Linked DNA regions of Mus musculus: region 2 is linked to region 1. Evidence: chromatin loops called from intact Hi-C (ENCODE). Cell type or tissue: left cerebral cortex. All regions are shown on one strand.

Region 1 (8,000 bases):
TCCCGATCACTTCTTAAAGGTCCCAACCTCCCAACCCAGCAGTCCGGTTTCAACATGGATGTTTGTGGGGACAAACTGTATTCAAGTCTAAGCCAGATCTTTGCGGTCTCCTCTTCTGAGACACACATGAATCCTGCCTTCAATTATCACCTCCATGAGAACGCGACCTCCCACGTGAGCAAGGTTTATGAGTCCCACCAGGATTCACTCACTACTTATTAGTAAACATATGAAATACCATCTGCAAATACATTTTCATCCCTTCCAAAGCTTCCGTTTCTATACTGCATGTTACTGCATCTCGTAAGAGACTTCAAAAGTAGTCAGTCACCAATTTTAAAAATAAGTGAAGAAAATGAAAAAGATGTACAATTTTCCATTTGTTTTATCTACCATTGATGAGAAATGAGAGATTTTCAGACATTGATTACTATTTGTAAATTTCTAAGACATTTGTGTGTGCGTGTGCACTTATTTATTGAATGTGTGAATATATTTGGCTAATTTACTTTGCTATATCAATAACTCAGATGCCGACTATCAGAACCACTGGCCCCTAAAGGACCCTGCCCTCATGCTGAATGAGTTCTGTCTGATTGTCTCAGAAGGGAAGAGGAACGATGCTGAGTTTAGAGATGTCTTTAGACTAACTACTATCAATGTTTGCTTAGCTCAGTGCTTCTCAGCCTTCCTAATGCTTTAATGCAGTTCCTCGTGTTATAGTGACCCCCAGCCATGAAATTATTCTGTGTCTACTTCCTAACTGTCATTTTGCTACTATTATGAATCATAATGCAAACATCTGACATGTGACTCCTAAGGGTTCTCCATCCACAGGCTGAGAACCGATGACTTAGCACGCGGTCCTCTTCTAGCAACCGTCAGCGTTTCTGGAATGCTAGATCCTATAGCGAAGGAGGCAGAGACAAGTAGACTTCTTTCTGGGTATCCACATAGTCCTCTAGATATTGGGGGCATTACCAATCACCTACTCACTAGACAGACTTTTCCGTAGGATCAATTTTATGCTAGGTACTCTCAGACATCCTTAAGATGGGGCAGTGAACAAGCCAGACAGATACCCTTCCTACCATGCAGCTTCTCATCTTAGCAGAAAGAAACAAATCAGTACACACAATACATTGATTATATAGGACTCTAACAAGAAATTGGCCCTATGGAGGACAGTAGAAGATGAGGGGCGTTAACTATGAGCACAAGGGTCAGGATAAGCAACTCATTGGTAAGTGACATTTGAGAAAAAGCAGAGAGGGAACCGAGGGAGTTAGTGATAAAGAACATTTAAGAGAAGACCTCTGGGCACAACACTGCAAAGGCCCTGTGGCCGGGGGATGAATGTTTAGCCATTGGTTAGAAAGTCCCATTGTCCAGTGTTGTGGTAGTACTTGGATTTCATCACGAATTATGAAGAAGTATTCTGATTAGAGCATCACCACAAACTCTAAAGATCACAGCTCCTGAAAATCGAAATCTGTGAGTTGCTAAAACTTCTGTCTTCTGTTTCAGGCTTCTTTTTTCTTGGCTGTTCTGATGGTGAGGTCATCCTGGCACTTGAGTTGTTGTGGAACTCCCAAACTGAAGCACTCCCTCCTAGGGCAGGGCAGAGGGGCACAAGAAGACTCAAGGAGCTAAGAAGGTGGGTCTAGGTGTGGAGGCAGGGGTCAAGGGAAAGGGGGATTGGAGGCTGGGGTTTAGGGTGGGGAGTCACTGAGTCACAGGGTTCCCAAAGCCCTTCCCTGAGGCTGAGCAGTAAGCAATTGCTAGAGAGAAGAGACTCTCCCTGGAGCTGCCTGCAAACTACAGCGAACTCCAGACACACAGCTTGCAGTCACCTGTGTAGGCTGGGTTTTCAGTGCTGCGGCTGCGGTTGTCACTCATACCCCTGTGAGTAACCTCAATAAGAAAATTGGTTCACCAACCTAAACTGGGTCATAATCCATTCCTGCCTGGAGAGAACTGAGGCTTGTTCACATCTCCCTGGGTGAAGTCTCCCAGCTGGGGCTGTTAGAAGTTTGACTAGAGAGCAAACATTTTGAATAACTGGAGAGCTTTGTGGAAAACATGGGGACAAGGAATTTATGTGTGTTAGAATGATCAAGTAGACATTGCCTTTTAGGTTGTTATGTGGAAACACACTTTGCGTGTGTTCTAATGTATGTAACAGTCTGATAAAAGGCCTTAAGGAAAACGTGGCGTGTGCTATATTAACAAAAGCAGACTCCACACGCATCCTCCAACAGCTGAAAAGCAGATTCCTGTGGTAACATCGCTGAATTATAAACACCGCCACAATAATGCTTGCAATTCTCAATGTCATCAGCTAAAATCAGAGACAATTATTGTAAATTACATTGCTAATATTTGAGAAACGGAGATCTACTGTTACCAAATCTAATTCCTGTGAATTCCAAGGGGCCCTAAGCACATTATAAGATTACACTGGGCTCCGAGCATGTCCTCATTAAGGCAGCGGCAACCACATTTTTAAAAATCACTCTCCTGGGAGGTTTGTTGACTTAATGGTGCCAGGAAGAAGGCATGTTTTGTTTTGTGTGTGTGTGTGTGTGTGTGTGTGTGTGTGTGTGTGTTTAGTGTCCATAGTGCACAGGCTTCCAAAGAGGGCTGTGGCCCAGTGACACACTGAGTCAGGGTGTGGCTGTTCAACTTTGCCACTTTGATGCAAAGTGAAGGCAGTTAGAAGCCAATGTGAAATGTGGTACCAATATTAAACAGTGTCAGTACATAACCAGACTGAAATAAAGCATTGTAAGTGATGCTGTGATAGACTCCGGATGACGATGCATTGGGTAGGAGCATCAGGAGCCTTAATGTTTAGACTAATGTTTTCTTCTTTACAACCATGGTCATTTACCTTAATTACTGTTATCAATGACTGCTGAGCACTTCCTGGGAACTGTGCACAGGGCAAAATACTTTCTGTGTGTTATTTGATCATCCTTACCAAATCCTATTAAACTGGCAGCTATTATTGACCCCATTTTACAGAGCACAGGCTGAGCTCTCTAGTGCATAGTTCTGTGGTTGAGAGGAGGGCCAAACTGGGATCTCATCCCAAGAGCTACATCGAATCGCCGTGCTATTCTGCGAGCATTGTAAAAAGATGGAAATCTGTAAGAGAAATCTCAATTCAGAATAACGACAAAGTCTCTGTATACCAGCGTCTACACAGCAGGCTGTAGCCATCAATCATCAATCAATCAATCAATCAATCAATCATCAGTCTGGAAGGGGAAGCCGGGCACATCAGCTCACATTTGTGGTCCTAGCACTAGGAAGGCAGAGGCAGGAGTTTTGGCACAAATCCAAGACCAGTCTGGTCTATTTATGTAGTTAATTCTAGGCCAGCAAGACTCTCTCTTATATTTGAAAAATAATGGAGTTTCAAAGCATTAGAATGTGACAGTTTTGTAGGACAATAATTGTATGGATCTGATATGGGGTTTATTTTCAAAACCTTTATGAAAATGATGTGATAGGAGATATTTACAATAAACACAGAGTTTTAAGTTGCAGTGGGCTGAGGTGGCATAAACACACACACACACACACACACACACACACACACACATTCCTAACTACATAACTGCAAGCCCCGGATTCTTTAATTACTTCCTTCAACCTGCCTTTCTCTCTCTTTCTCTCTCTCTCTCTCTCTCTCTCTCTCTCTCTCTCTCTCTCTCTCTCCCTCTTTCCCTCTCTCCCTCTCTCCCTCCCTCTCTCTCTCTCTCTCTCTCTCTCTCTCTCTCTCTCTCTCTCTCTGTGTGTGTTTATGTGTGTGTATTCAGGCATGCTTGTGTGGGCTTTCCAGGCAAGCCATGGTGTCAGTTTGGATGTCTAGATGACAACGTGCAGGAATCAGTTCTCTTTTTTCACCATGCGGGTGCTGGAGGTTTCAGATTTGGCAGCAAGTGACTTCATCGCTGAGTCATCTTGCCAGCCCTATTTTAGATCTTTATAGAGTACATTCTGGTAACCCAGTAAATGCATACAATGTGTACTGATGAAATCAGGGTGTCCAGAACTTCCAATTCCTAAAACGTTAATTATCTCCATGGGCTGGAGAGTCTGGATTCCATTTTCCCATTAGTTTTCAATCTACCATTGACTGCTGTAGTAAATAGTCCCTGCACTGAGCATATAGAACCCCAGAGCCAGCCATCCCTTCTGCATTTCAATGTGCTGTGGCTAACTTCTTTCCCTCCCTCCCACCTTCCAGGTCTCATGTGACCACTATTTCTCTATTCTTCAATGAGGCTAGCTGTTCAGTTTACATAAATGAGAGAGAGCCTCTAGTGTTGGTCTTTCTGCATCTGGCTTATATCACTTAACCAAATAACCTCCGGTCATACCCACACAGCTTCAATCAACAGCATTTCATTCTGTTTATGGCTGGATAAAATTCCATTATAGAACTCTCATATACCATATTCGCTTTACTCAATTGTCTGCTAATGGATACCTTGTTTGCTTTTGTTTCTTAGCCGTTGTAAGGAGTCCTGGAAGAAATACAGCAGCGTGTGCAGACCTCTTCTACACATGATTCTGTTTACTTTGGATTTATTCTCAATGGTAGGACCAGTGGCTCCCATGGATTCTGCTTTCAGCTCTGTCAGGAATCTCCTGGTGTTTTCTGCTGTGACAGTATTAGTTTATACCTCCTCCCACAGCATGTGGGAGGGCCCTTTCCTTAACATCCTCACCAGCATCATAATTTTGAATTTCCTAGAGGACTAGTGATACTGACTTTTTCTCTTGGGGAGGAATACAGGCTTTATTTAATGAGGCAAGTTTCACTGTGTAATTCAAACTCGTATGGAACTCAGTATGTAGCCCAGGCTGCCCCCAGCCTTGTGATCTTCCTTCTTGTCTCTAGAGTGGTGGGATTACCATGTATTTAAATTGAGCATTTACATGGAAATAACTGTTCAGATCTTTAAATCCTTTTCTCTTTTCTTTTCTCTTTTTTTCTTTTGAAATAGGGTCTCATATAGCACAGGCTAGGTTCAAATTGCTATGTAGCCACACATGACCCTGAACTCTCGATCCTGCCTCTACCTCTAAATGTTCATCTTACAGGTGTCTGCCTCCACACCCCGTGATTTCTTTTCTTCTCTTCTCTTTTCTTTTCTTCCTTTCTTATTTTTCTTCCTTTCTTATTTTTCTTTCTTTCTTTCTTTCTTTCTTTCTTTCTTTCTTTCTTTCTTTCTTTCTTTTTTTTTTTTGTTGAGACAGGGTTTCTCTGTATAGCCCTGGCTGTCCTGGTACTCACTTTGTAGATCAGGCTGGCCTCGAACTCAGAAATCCGCCTTCCTCTGCCTCCCGAGTGCTGGGATTAAAGGTGTGTACCACCACACCCGGTCTTGTGATTTGTTTTCTATGGTCCTTCTGATTTCTCCCCAACATCATATTTCTTATTGATTCTTCGGGAGTTTCACATCATGTACCCATCACATACCCTTGCCTGTCCTTCTATGTCTGCTCCTCTACCCTTGACCTTCCCTCTTCTCTCCTCCCCCCCCCCCCAAAAAAAAGGAGGAAGGAAGGAAACAAAACAAGCCCATTTTGTGCTATCCACCTACTCACTGAGACACGGTCAGACTCTCAGTGGCCAGCCCCCTAAAGAAAACTGGCTTCTTCCCTACCTGTGTCCTCCCCACCCCCACCCCCACCCCCACCCCCATCCACACCCCACCCCTCATCCCTACCCCCCATCTGCACCAGAAGCCATTGAATGTGGGGATCTGCACTTTAGCATCCTTATCACGATGTTTGTTTATTTTTTGGGATTTATTTATCTACGTGACTACTTTTGCTGGTATCTATATCTACGCACCATATGCATGCCTGTAGAGGTCAGGAGGCAGCACTGGACACTGTGGAACTGAACCCTGACAGTTGTAAGCCACCATGTGGGTGCCAGGAACTGACCCTGGGTCTTTTGCAAGATCAGTAAGTGCTCTTCGCCACTGGCCCATCTCTCCAGCCCCTTTACCACCCTCTTCAAAAGTTCTCCTTGGTGACTTTCTTTGTAGACTGATGGGATTTTTTTTTGGAGGGAGTGTTGAGTGAAGACGGGCTTGTCACAGAAAACGTCTCTGTTTCTCTTCCTCATTTGCGTGCCTACAGTCTTTCATACCACTGCAAAAGTAGCCTGCGGGAGCACAGATCCTGAGCTTCTACATGATTTCTGACAATAGCACTGACCCATCCAACCAGCATGGCCTCCAAGAGAAGTACGGACCATGGAGGTCTTTCAAGGAGGCACAATCCAGAGAATGAACCAGTCTTTATCTCAAACACTCGGTTGTTGCTCAGAGCCAGGATGATCACAGCAGTGGGCAGTTTGTTTGGAGGCTGAGTTTGTAGAAGCTCCAGGCTGCCGAACACCACCCTCCTGACTCTACTGGGTAATGACTCATTCCTCAGTCGACCAACCACAGCCTTCCCTCCCTCACATTTGTCACAACTGTAATGTCCCTAGTTCTAACTTCTCTCACTGAGCACACACTGTTCCATCCCTCCACTTCTCCTACCTCCCCCTCATATATCTATTTGTTGTAGTGGAATTGGAAGCTGCAGTGTGTCACATAGCACACACACACACACACACACACACACACACACACATCCCAAATAGCTTTACATGCAGATGTTCATTGTAACGAGTTGTTGGTCTGGTTTGCTGTTTATGGTTCTGACATACCATCAATACTAGATCATTGCTGAGAGTCCTTTTGGGCATCCTGCTGTTGCCCAGAGTTGTGGAGATTCCGTGGCTCTGTTTCTGTAGGACTGACTTCTCCACCTGCTCCATAAGCTCATAGGTAGATATTGGGGTGGACCAGCTCAAACAAAGTGCTGGATCCAGGCCCGGATGGCATCTGGGTTAGTTAACCCTGGCGGTCAGGCGGGCTGGTGGTCAGGCAGGCTGTTGGTCAGGTGGGCAAGCATTTTTTATGCTTAGTCCAATCTGTTTTCAGTCAGGATTGTGCTCTCTTCCATCTCCTCCTCCCTGAGAACTGCTTTGGCTAATCTGGATCTTTTGTGGTTCCAGATGAACTCTGGGAAACTTTTATTTCTGTGAGACTATTTTTGGTATCTCGGTGGGGTTAAATTAAACCTTTGTATAATTTTGGATAATATGATCATTTTCACAATATTAATTCTTCTGATCTGTAACCATGGGATATATTTTTCTTGTTGTCACACCCTTTATTCATGTAACAATACCACGTTTAGTGCACATATGCACATACCTTTCATTTCCTTAGCTAAATTTAATTCTAAACTTTTCTTTGGAATGGTATGAATATTCTATTAATCTTTTTTAAGCAAGTTATTGGTGCCTAAAATGCTACTGCTGTATCTGCGCTGATTTTGCATCCTTCGACTTCACTGGATTCATCTATCAGTTGTAACACCTTTTGTTGGCGTGTTTACCTTTTCTGTACATAAAATGATGCCAAATTGAAACTTGGATAATTTTGTTCTTTCTCTCCAATTCTGATGTACTTCATTTCTTCTCATGTAACTGAGACATTTAATACCATATTGCATGAGAACAGTGACTGTGGACATCCTTATCTTATACAGTTCTTAGAGGAAATAATTTTAGCTTTTCCTTGTTCAGAATGGTGTTGTCTGTGAATTTTTCACACCTGGCTTTTAGTATTCTCCGGTATTGTCTGTCCATGCATAACTTAAGTGGCTTTTTTTCTAAATTATGAAAGACTGTAGAATCTGACCATAGGTTCTCTTCATCTATTGGAGGCGCTCATATAGCTTTGATTCTCCATTCTCTGAATGAGATGCATTGCATTTATTGATTTACAAGTGTTAAACATTTCTTACATCTTCGGGATGAATCCCACTTGATTATTATGTATGGCCTTTTCAGAAGTGCTGTGGGATTCTGTTCGCAAGTGTTTTGTTGACATTTTTTGACTTCTTTATTCACC
Region 2 (8,000 bases), 150 kb after region 1:
TGTTTATGCATTTTTAGATCTATGAAACAAAAGATATATAGTTGTTGGTTTTATTTTTAAAAATTTATGGATGTATAGGATATGTTACATAAAGGCATTTTCTTTTGATGATGCCATATGCTTTGGCCATGGCCATGCCCTGAGACCGTCCCCTTGTCCACTTTCCTGACCCCTACTAATCTGTTTCCTTCTCCCAGGCTTATTTCTGTCTTCGTGTTTTATGCATATATATCTGTCTGTATAGATGGAAATCATTTTATGATTTTATACACCTGTATAAAATCTAGACTTGAAGAATGAGAGAAAGCATGAACCTGGGTAATTTTCCATAGTGTGATGATCTCCAGCTATATCCATTTTCCAGTAATTGATATAATTTCATTGTTCCTCTCTCTCTCTCTCTCTCTCTCTCTCTCTCTCTGTGTGTGTGTGTGTGTGTGTGTGTGTGCATGTGTGTATGTGTGTGTGTGTGTGTGTGTGTGTGTGTGTGTGTATGTATGTATGTATGTATGTATGTATGTGTGTGTGAGTATGTCTATGTATTGCTTCCCTTATCCATGTCTTTGCCGACTGACAGGTTAGCCAATTATATAATTTGTCTATTGTGAGTAAACATGGATATGCAGCTAGCTCTGCAGTGTGATATGCAGCTAGCTCTGCAGTGTGATATGCAGCTAGCTCTGCAGTGTGATATGCAGCTAGCTCTGCAGTGTGATATGCAGCTAGCTCTGCAGTGTGATATGCAGCTAGCTCTGCAGTGTGACGGCTTGGAGTCTTTCTGGTGCGTGCCTCTGAGTGGTATAGCTGGGTTACATGATAGTTCTTGTTTTAGGTTTTGAGGGATCTCCATACTAACTAGCATAGTGGTTGAACTACGTTGCCATCCTGTTGGGAGTGTATAAGGCTCCTCCCCTTACTCGTTCTCACCAGAGTTACTTGTGCTGCTTAATGATACCAATCCTTTCTGGAACGGTATGGAATTTCAATGTAGTTTAAATTAGCATTTCTCTGATGGCTAAGAATAGTGAACATTTTTTTGTATGCTTAATGGCAATGTACACTTTATCTTTTAAGAATTTTCTATTTTATTAGCTCATTCTATTTGTTTGTTTATCTCTTATTACATCCTGAGAGAAGTTCTTCCTCCCTCCCCTCTTGCAGTCTCTCCTTTCCCCCTCTCCTTTCCTCCAGATATCTCCTCCACCCTTGCCTCTCCTCAGAAAAGAGCAGGCCTCCTAGGGACATCAACCAAACACAACATAACAAACAACAATAAGACCAAGCACATTCCATCATATCAAGGCTGAGCAAGGCAACCCAGCAGGGAGAACAGATGCCACAGGCACTCAAAACAAGTCAGTGAAAGCCCCAGCTCCCACTCTACAGATTTCCACAAGAACACCAAGTAGCTATTCAGACATAACACATATGTAGAGGACCTAGGTCAGACCTCTTCAAGTTCCCTGAGTCCTGGTCAGTTGATTCTGTGGACTATGTTCTCATGGTGTGTCTATTTATTTTTATCTTTTTTAAAAAAAGGGTATATTTTTATTTTATGTTCATGGATGTACTACTTGCATATCTTGTGCCTGTGGAGGCCACAAATGGGCATGATATCCCTTGGAACAGGAGTTATGGATGAATGTGATTCACTATGTAGATGCTGAGAAGTAACCCTAAGCTCTCTGAAAGAGCAGTCAGTGCTCCTAACTGCTAAGTCATCTCTCCTTATTAGACCATTTTTTGATTGTAAGCCTAGCCTTTAATGGCTGAGACATCTCTCCAGCCCATATTAGCCCATTTTTTGACTGGCTTCTGCTTTTTTTTTTTTTTCTTTTTCTTTTTCTGTTCTTGGTATTTAGTTTTTTGAATTCTTTATATATTCTAGCTAGTAACCTTCTGTTGTGTGTAAGCTAGCTAAGACTTTCTATCACTCCGTAGGATGTCTTTTCACTCACCTGTGGTTTCCTTTGCTGTGTGGAAGCTTTGAATTTCCACCTATCCTGTTTGCTACTTCTAGGCTTTATTCCCAGAGTTATTGGAATCCAATTCAGAAAGTCCTTGCTTATGCTCATACCTTGGAGAATTTCTATTTCATTTTTCTAACATGGATTCATACATTGGGGTCTTTCTTTATCAACTTTGAATTGATTTTTGCCCAAGCAACATGGTTGTATGAAAAAAATAGGTTATGCTCTGTTTTTCTTCAAGGGCCTATCCAGCTTTTGCAGCACTTCATACTGATGAGGCTGTTTTTTTCTCAAGGATATTTTTGGCTTCTTTGCCAAAAATTAGGTGGCTGTGGCCATGTAGATGTTTGTCTTCTCTTCTTTTGGTCTACTTGGCTGTTTCATTATAGAGCCATGTTGGGTTTTGTTACTACTGTATGTTGATAATTCCACTATCATTCTTTCGCTTTGGGATTGCTCTGGCTATTCAAAGTCCTTTCTGCTTCCATATGAATTTTAGAAACTAGTTTTTCCTCTATTTTTTTTTCTGAAGAATATTACTGGAACTTGGATGAGGATTGCCTTCAATTCGTAGGTCGCTTTTGATAATTTTCACATTATTAATTCTGCTGATCCATCAGCTTGAGCACTCCTTGTATTTTCTAGTGTCTTGTGCTTTCAGTATTCTAATATTCATTGTCAATAGCTTCCATTTCCCTGGTTAAGTTTATTTCTAGCATTTCCTGAAGCTATTGTAAGTAGGACTACTTTCCTGATTTCTTCTTCAGTATTTTTTAAAATTGGTATCAAAAAGTCCATTAACTCAAAAATGACTAAAGAATTTGTTGGTAGCAGCATTTTTCTGGAATAACGAGGAAAGTTAACTTGTGGCATTGTTCAGTGTGATCTTTTAAAAGATTCTAAGTATGAATTGTCTCAATATCTACTTTATACAGCGATCGGTATAGATGCCAAAATTCATACAGTCAGAGAGACAAAGCGATATTTGGATACTTGGATAGATATGAGCCAAAGAACCTCTGTGCCTAATAGTTGAGCAAGGGGCAGAAAGCTTAGCACTCAGAAGTACAAAGCTATAGGGACCTTGAGGACTCAGTGTAAGCAGGCACATCATGCAAAAGCTAGCGCCTGAGAGAGCATCCCAGAGCATGAAATACAGTATCTAGATGCACAGTCCTAAGGATTTCGACAGTCTCTCCACCACTGTACTTCTTAGGCTGGTGAAACATCTTACCTTTCCCCAGCAAGAACATGTACTTGTGCTATGCTCTATGCTAGAATGCTGCAGAAATGTCTTCCTCCCTAACTGGGAGCAGGTGCTCTACTCAGAAGTAACTCTTACCCTCTTACCTCTGCTTCTAGCTGCCAGGTCAATTACTAGAGTTAAATCTTTTTAAAAAATTAAATTAAATTCAAAACAAAAAACTGTCAGGGAACACTTCGGATCTAACTAGGATGAAAAAAAAAACACCCTATAACAAAGAATTACACAAATGTATTGGTCTATGCTTGGAATTTGAGTTTGACGGTACTCTATCAAGTTGTAGAGAGTATAAAACTGGCCATGCAGAAACTTGTTGGCTTCATAACACTTACTTGCTGTGGAACTGAACAAATGTGAAACTTGGGCAGCTCTTTGAAAGATAAGCAAAACCCAAAACATGCAGAGAGAAATGGAAATGTCTGTATTGGTCCACCCGATGTCTGGGGTGGAGAGGGGGTAGGAAAAGGAAGGAATCAAGAGGCTGAGAGAAGTTGGCATGCTGGACACAATAGATAAGACCAGAGCCATCTAGACATTGTGTCCCAGGATCACTACTGGCCACTTCAGGGACTCTACAAACCCTAGCATGCCCCTGGCATGAATCCCTAACCACACACAGTTCTCTGGCAAGTCACGAGCTATCACATAAAACTGCAGCATGGACCCCATTTCTGCCTTTTACCTTGATGGAATGTGGGTCCCATAAATATCATCTCAGTGTCTCCACTTCCAGTTGACTGGAGCCATTCTTCTGGACACTCTCTACTGGACACTCCCCTCCAATGGATTATAAAATACTTCATGACTAGATCCCTCCCCTTAGCCTCAAGAAATGTCATCACCATTCCATAGACCTACTCCTCAGACTTTGACAGAAAGTGCAATGTTGGGCTTTTTTTTTTTTCAGTGTTGGGTTTTGAGTTGCAGCACATGCTACATTAGTAAGATAACATCCTGAATTTGCAACGTCTGTGTTGCTTGTGTCATTATTTGGCCTTTCATTGACTATTATAACCCAACTTCAGAGTAAAAGATACAGAGGATATAGTCATCTCCTATAAGAATCTGCCCATTGACACATTTCATTACCAGAGAAGTAGGTTCCCTGTCAGAAATAGTGATGTGTGGCAGATACTCAGTGGTGTGTTCAGCACTAGCATTTGACATAGAATGTCTCTGAAGGCATGCATGTCTCATCAATACAATACCAAGCAAGGCATGTGTGGTCATCAGCAATACAGGGAGCTGGTTGAACCTCTGAGAGGTGGTGTGGGTAGGGAGAAGTAGGTCACTGAGGTCATGCTTCAAACAGGAGATACAGGAACCTGTTCTGCCCTCCCCTTCTCCACTCTGACAAAAATACGTTGGGTTTAGCGCTTCATGTAAATTTGTATAACAGTAACCTTGGGAATTAATTTCAGGTTGCCTAGATACCAAAACAGCAGGGACTGAGTGATCTGCCCTTCCATGAGAGCTTCCCTCATCTCAGTCCCAGGAGGGGCTGTAGCTTTCCAACAGACCCAGACATCTCCAGGTACTCGACAGCCGTCTTTCCCAAACAATGCCCCAAACATCTGCATCTAAAACCTGAATACCAGATGATACATTCTTGATGGTTTCCACTCATAAAATAAACCTCTTGCCCAGCCAGTAAGAACAGTTGTAATAAATGAAGACAGCTCTAAGGGGGAACATACGGCGGCTGTTTTGTCAGGGCTTGCTGCATAGCCAGGAAGTTGCTAACCACTAAGGGAAGATGCGGAGGCTGACAAGGGAAGCTGAAAATCTTGGCAGTGAGGAAAGAGAGAGCTTCGCGCATGCTGGAGGAGGGCTTTGGCATCACAAAGCTGAAGGCGAGCTAAGTGGAAGCTTTGTGCTTACTGTTGGAGAGTTGTCTTGCTCTGGTTGTCCTGAGTTAGAACCTGGGCAGATATGGAGAGGTGGGCATTACAGGTAGTGTTGACTGTCCTGGGGAGCAGGCTGAAGACCTTGTGGTTTGGCTTTTCAAGCTGGTTGCTACAGAGATTGGAGGCCATTTTCTTTTGATGTATATGATCTAGCCACTGTCTGTTTAGCTATTCAGCCTTGGAGAATACGGAGTAGTGGAGGGTTTGAGGTCCCAGATACATACTTGTTTTTAAAGACTTTGTATTTTTAGTTAGTGTATTTCATTGTGGTATTTTCCAACACCATTTGCCTTCACTGATCCACTTTTCTGTTCTCCACCATTGGTGCCAGACTCTTAAGCCCTTCCCAGCTCACAGCTCTTATCTGTCTTTATCCTACCAGTGACCTTGGTCCTCTTCTCTCTCTCTCTCTCTCTCTCTCTTCCTCGGCACTTCCTTTTCTCTCTATGGCTCCCTTTCTAGTTTCATGACCCACGCTTGCACTCTAACCCGTACACACCAATACACACACACGCGCGCGCGCGCACACACACACACACACACACACACACACACACACACACACACACCTGTATACTAAACGCTAGGACCTGGAGTTGGGAGTTTAGCTCAGTGGTAGACTGATTGTCCACCAAGCACCAGGCCCTTAGGTGAGTTCCCAGCTCCAAAGGTAGGGGAAAGAGACAAAACCATGTATTCAAGGACCTGTATATGGGAGAGAACGTGGCATCTGTTTTCCTGGGTCTGGCTTTCCTTGCTTAACATAATTCAAGATTCATCCATTTTCCTGAAATTTTCATAATTTTGTTTTCTTTACATCTTGGTAAAATTCCATTGTGTATATCCATACACATCTATTCATCTGTTCATGGGTGTCTAAGCTATTCCTTGCTATTCTAAATAGACTAGAACAGCAATAAACATGGATGCACACATATCTCTGACAGAATTCTGAGCCCCTTGAGTATACAACAAGGAGTGATCTACTTAGGCGACCTCAAACCTATAAATAATCACACATTTCTGAGTATGCAGACGTGTCTGGTCCCAGCACATTTTTTTCAAGGAAGGTGTTAGAGCATAAGGAACTGTGCCCTCTCTTGCACTGAATTTTCTCATTAAAGCCTGAGAAACTGTATAGCATTCCCTCCCCAGAAGGACACTGCCTCCCTTAGAATGCTCTAAGATATTCTACAGTTTTCCCTATGAGAGAGTTCTAGTAGTTATACTAGGTAGATGTCAAGACTACTGCTAAATGTCCCAGAATTCACAAGACAGCATAACACAGCAAAACAACCAAGGTGCAGAATTCTAAGTATGTGTTACTGTAAAAATCTGTGTTGGCTCTTTAAATACATGTCTGATAAAAATTCAGCAAGGCGGTATTTACTTATATCAGCGAGTCTCAGTGGTAAACATAGCTATAAAAATTTGTGTGATGGTTTGTGTTGTAGTTTTAGTTATAAACTGGAAAGATGAACAATCCTTTAAATAACCAACAATAAGGAATGAGTTTGGGCATCTACCCAATGCCCCCTTAAAAATGATTTCACTGAAGGCTAGTTGGTGACATGAGAATGGTATATGACTACATGTCACCTTGTTCTGGGTGGTAGCGCGTTGCCCCAAATTGACGTGTTGACACCTGGTCACCAAGATGATCACGTTTAAAGGTAGAACTTATTGGGCATAACCAGCTCATGAGGGCTCTGTTCTGCCCTATTTAACAGGATTAACACCCTATGGAAGAGGCTACAGTAAAGCAATGTGAAAGTGTGGTTAGAAGCAGCCATTTGTGAATGAGAGAGCAAACCCTCAGCAGATACCAAATCTGTCAGTGACTTGACCCTTGTATGTCTCTTTGTAAGATGTTCAGTCTACGATAGTTTGCTAAAGCCTCCTGAACTGACCAAAATGGACTAAGTAACTAAGAAAAGACGGATAACTAAATACGTCTGTCCTAACAGTGGAGGGGAAATCACCTGGGCCCTACCAGTCTAGGATTCCCACGTGCCCTGTAGGTTTTTGTGCTCAAAGGAGTGCACTAGGGAAAACTGGAGTGTTAAGTACACAGGGTTGTTCCTTCAAGGAAAGGAATATAAAACATGTTTTCCTCTCAGAAGGCTGGAATGAACATGCCTTTCTAGCCTGGTGGCCTTTGTGCATTATGTGTGACTGGAGGCTTTCATGTTGCTGGACCTCCCCCAGACCCTTCTCATAAACTTGGTTTTCTTAGCCAATCTAGAACCTATCTCTATGGAAGATGTCACATGTCCTTCACAAAGAGTTTTGATGTCCTCACATCTGATCTGTATTTAGCTTATTTTGTTCTAAAAGAGATTTAGGTGTGCTTTGTTGTGCACCCAGGATTGGGTTAGTCATCACTAGGTAAGGATTAGCAGAACAAAAACTATTATTCCCGTTGCTGTGGGTGCATAGCTGTCTGATCCTCTTCTTTGTTGTCTATAATCCCATATGGCACAGTCTTCATCCTCAGGTACTGATTCACAGATGCTCTTAGTTCATGGCTCCTCTTGCTACACAAGAAAAAACCTGGTCTTGGCTTTTCCATGTAGCTGAATGCTGGTCTTATTTCCAAATGAAGTGGACTTTCAGAAAATGGCATGAGACCTCTACCCATGAATAGTACTTGACTTTTCAAAAGCAACGCGACCAAGAAACTTTACTTGGAAAATGAAGAGAAACAGCTAGTAGCATTGGAAAATTGTGAGCTAGGCATTTCTATTTCTTGGTCCCCTCGAAGCTTTGCGTGCAGGGTCCCCGAGCACAAAGCTCTTGAGTCTGAGTTCTGTCACGACAAAGCCCGTTTCCATTCAGCTGCCCAGGGACTTTGTACTT

The links. Hi-C counts contacts between places; a loop is a spot of excess contacts. Peaks named below come from ENCODE experiments on the same cell type or tissue, not always from the same donor. Only the 100,000 strongest peaks of a DNase experiment are listed, where the experiment ranks them.
Region 2: a loop joins it to region 1, with 2.5 times the contacts of the local background. A loop is called at or near these places in 2 of 42 quality-filtered maps.

What each region holds. Positions count from the first base shown.
Region 1 is chr12:71,540,583-71,548,582 of GRCm38, forward strand. It overlaps 4930404H11Rik (RIKEN cDNA 4930404H11 gene), which reads left to right and starts at 25. Exons shown (of 3, transcript NR_045941.1): 1 at 25-174; 2 at 1,528-1,657. In left cerebral cortex, no CTCF peak of the experiment used is centred here; DNase peaks (open chromatin) are centred at 3,348, 3,583, 3,963, 4,736 and 1 more place; H3K27ac peaks cover 1,121 bases.
Region 2 is chr12:71,688,868-71,696,867 of GRCm38, forward strand. All of the region lies in intron 2 of 9630002D21Rik (a long non-coding RNA gene), which reads left to right. Among named protein-coding and RNA genes, the nearest start is that of Gm46356, 63 kb to the left of the region's middle. In left cerebral cortex, no CTCF peak of the experiment used is centred here; DNase peaks (open chromatin) are centred at 4,993 and 6,170; H3K27ac peaks cover 488 bases.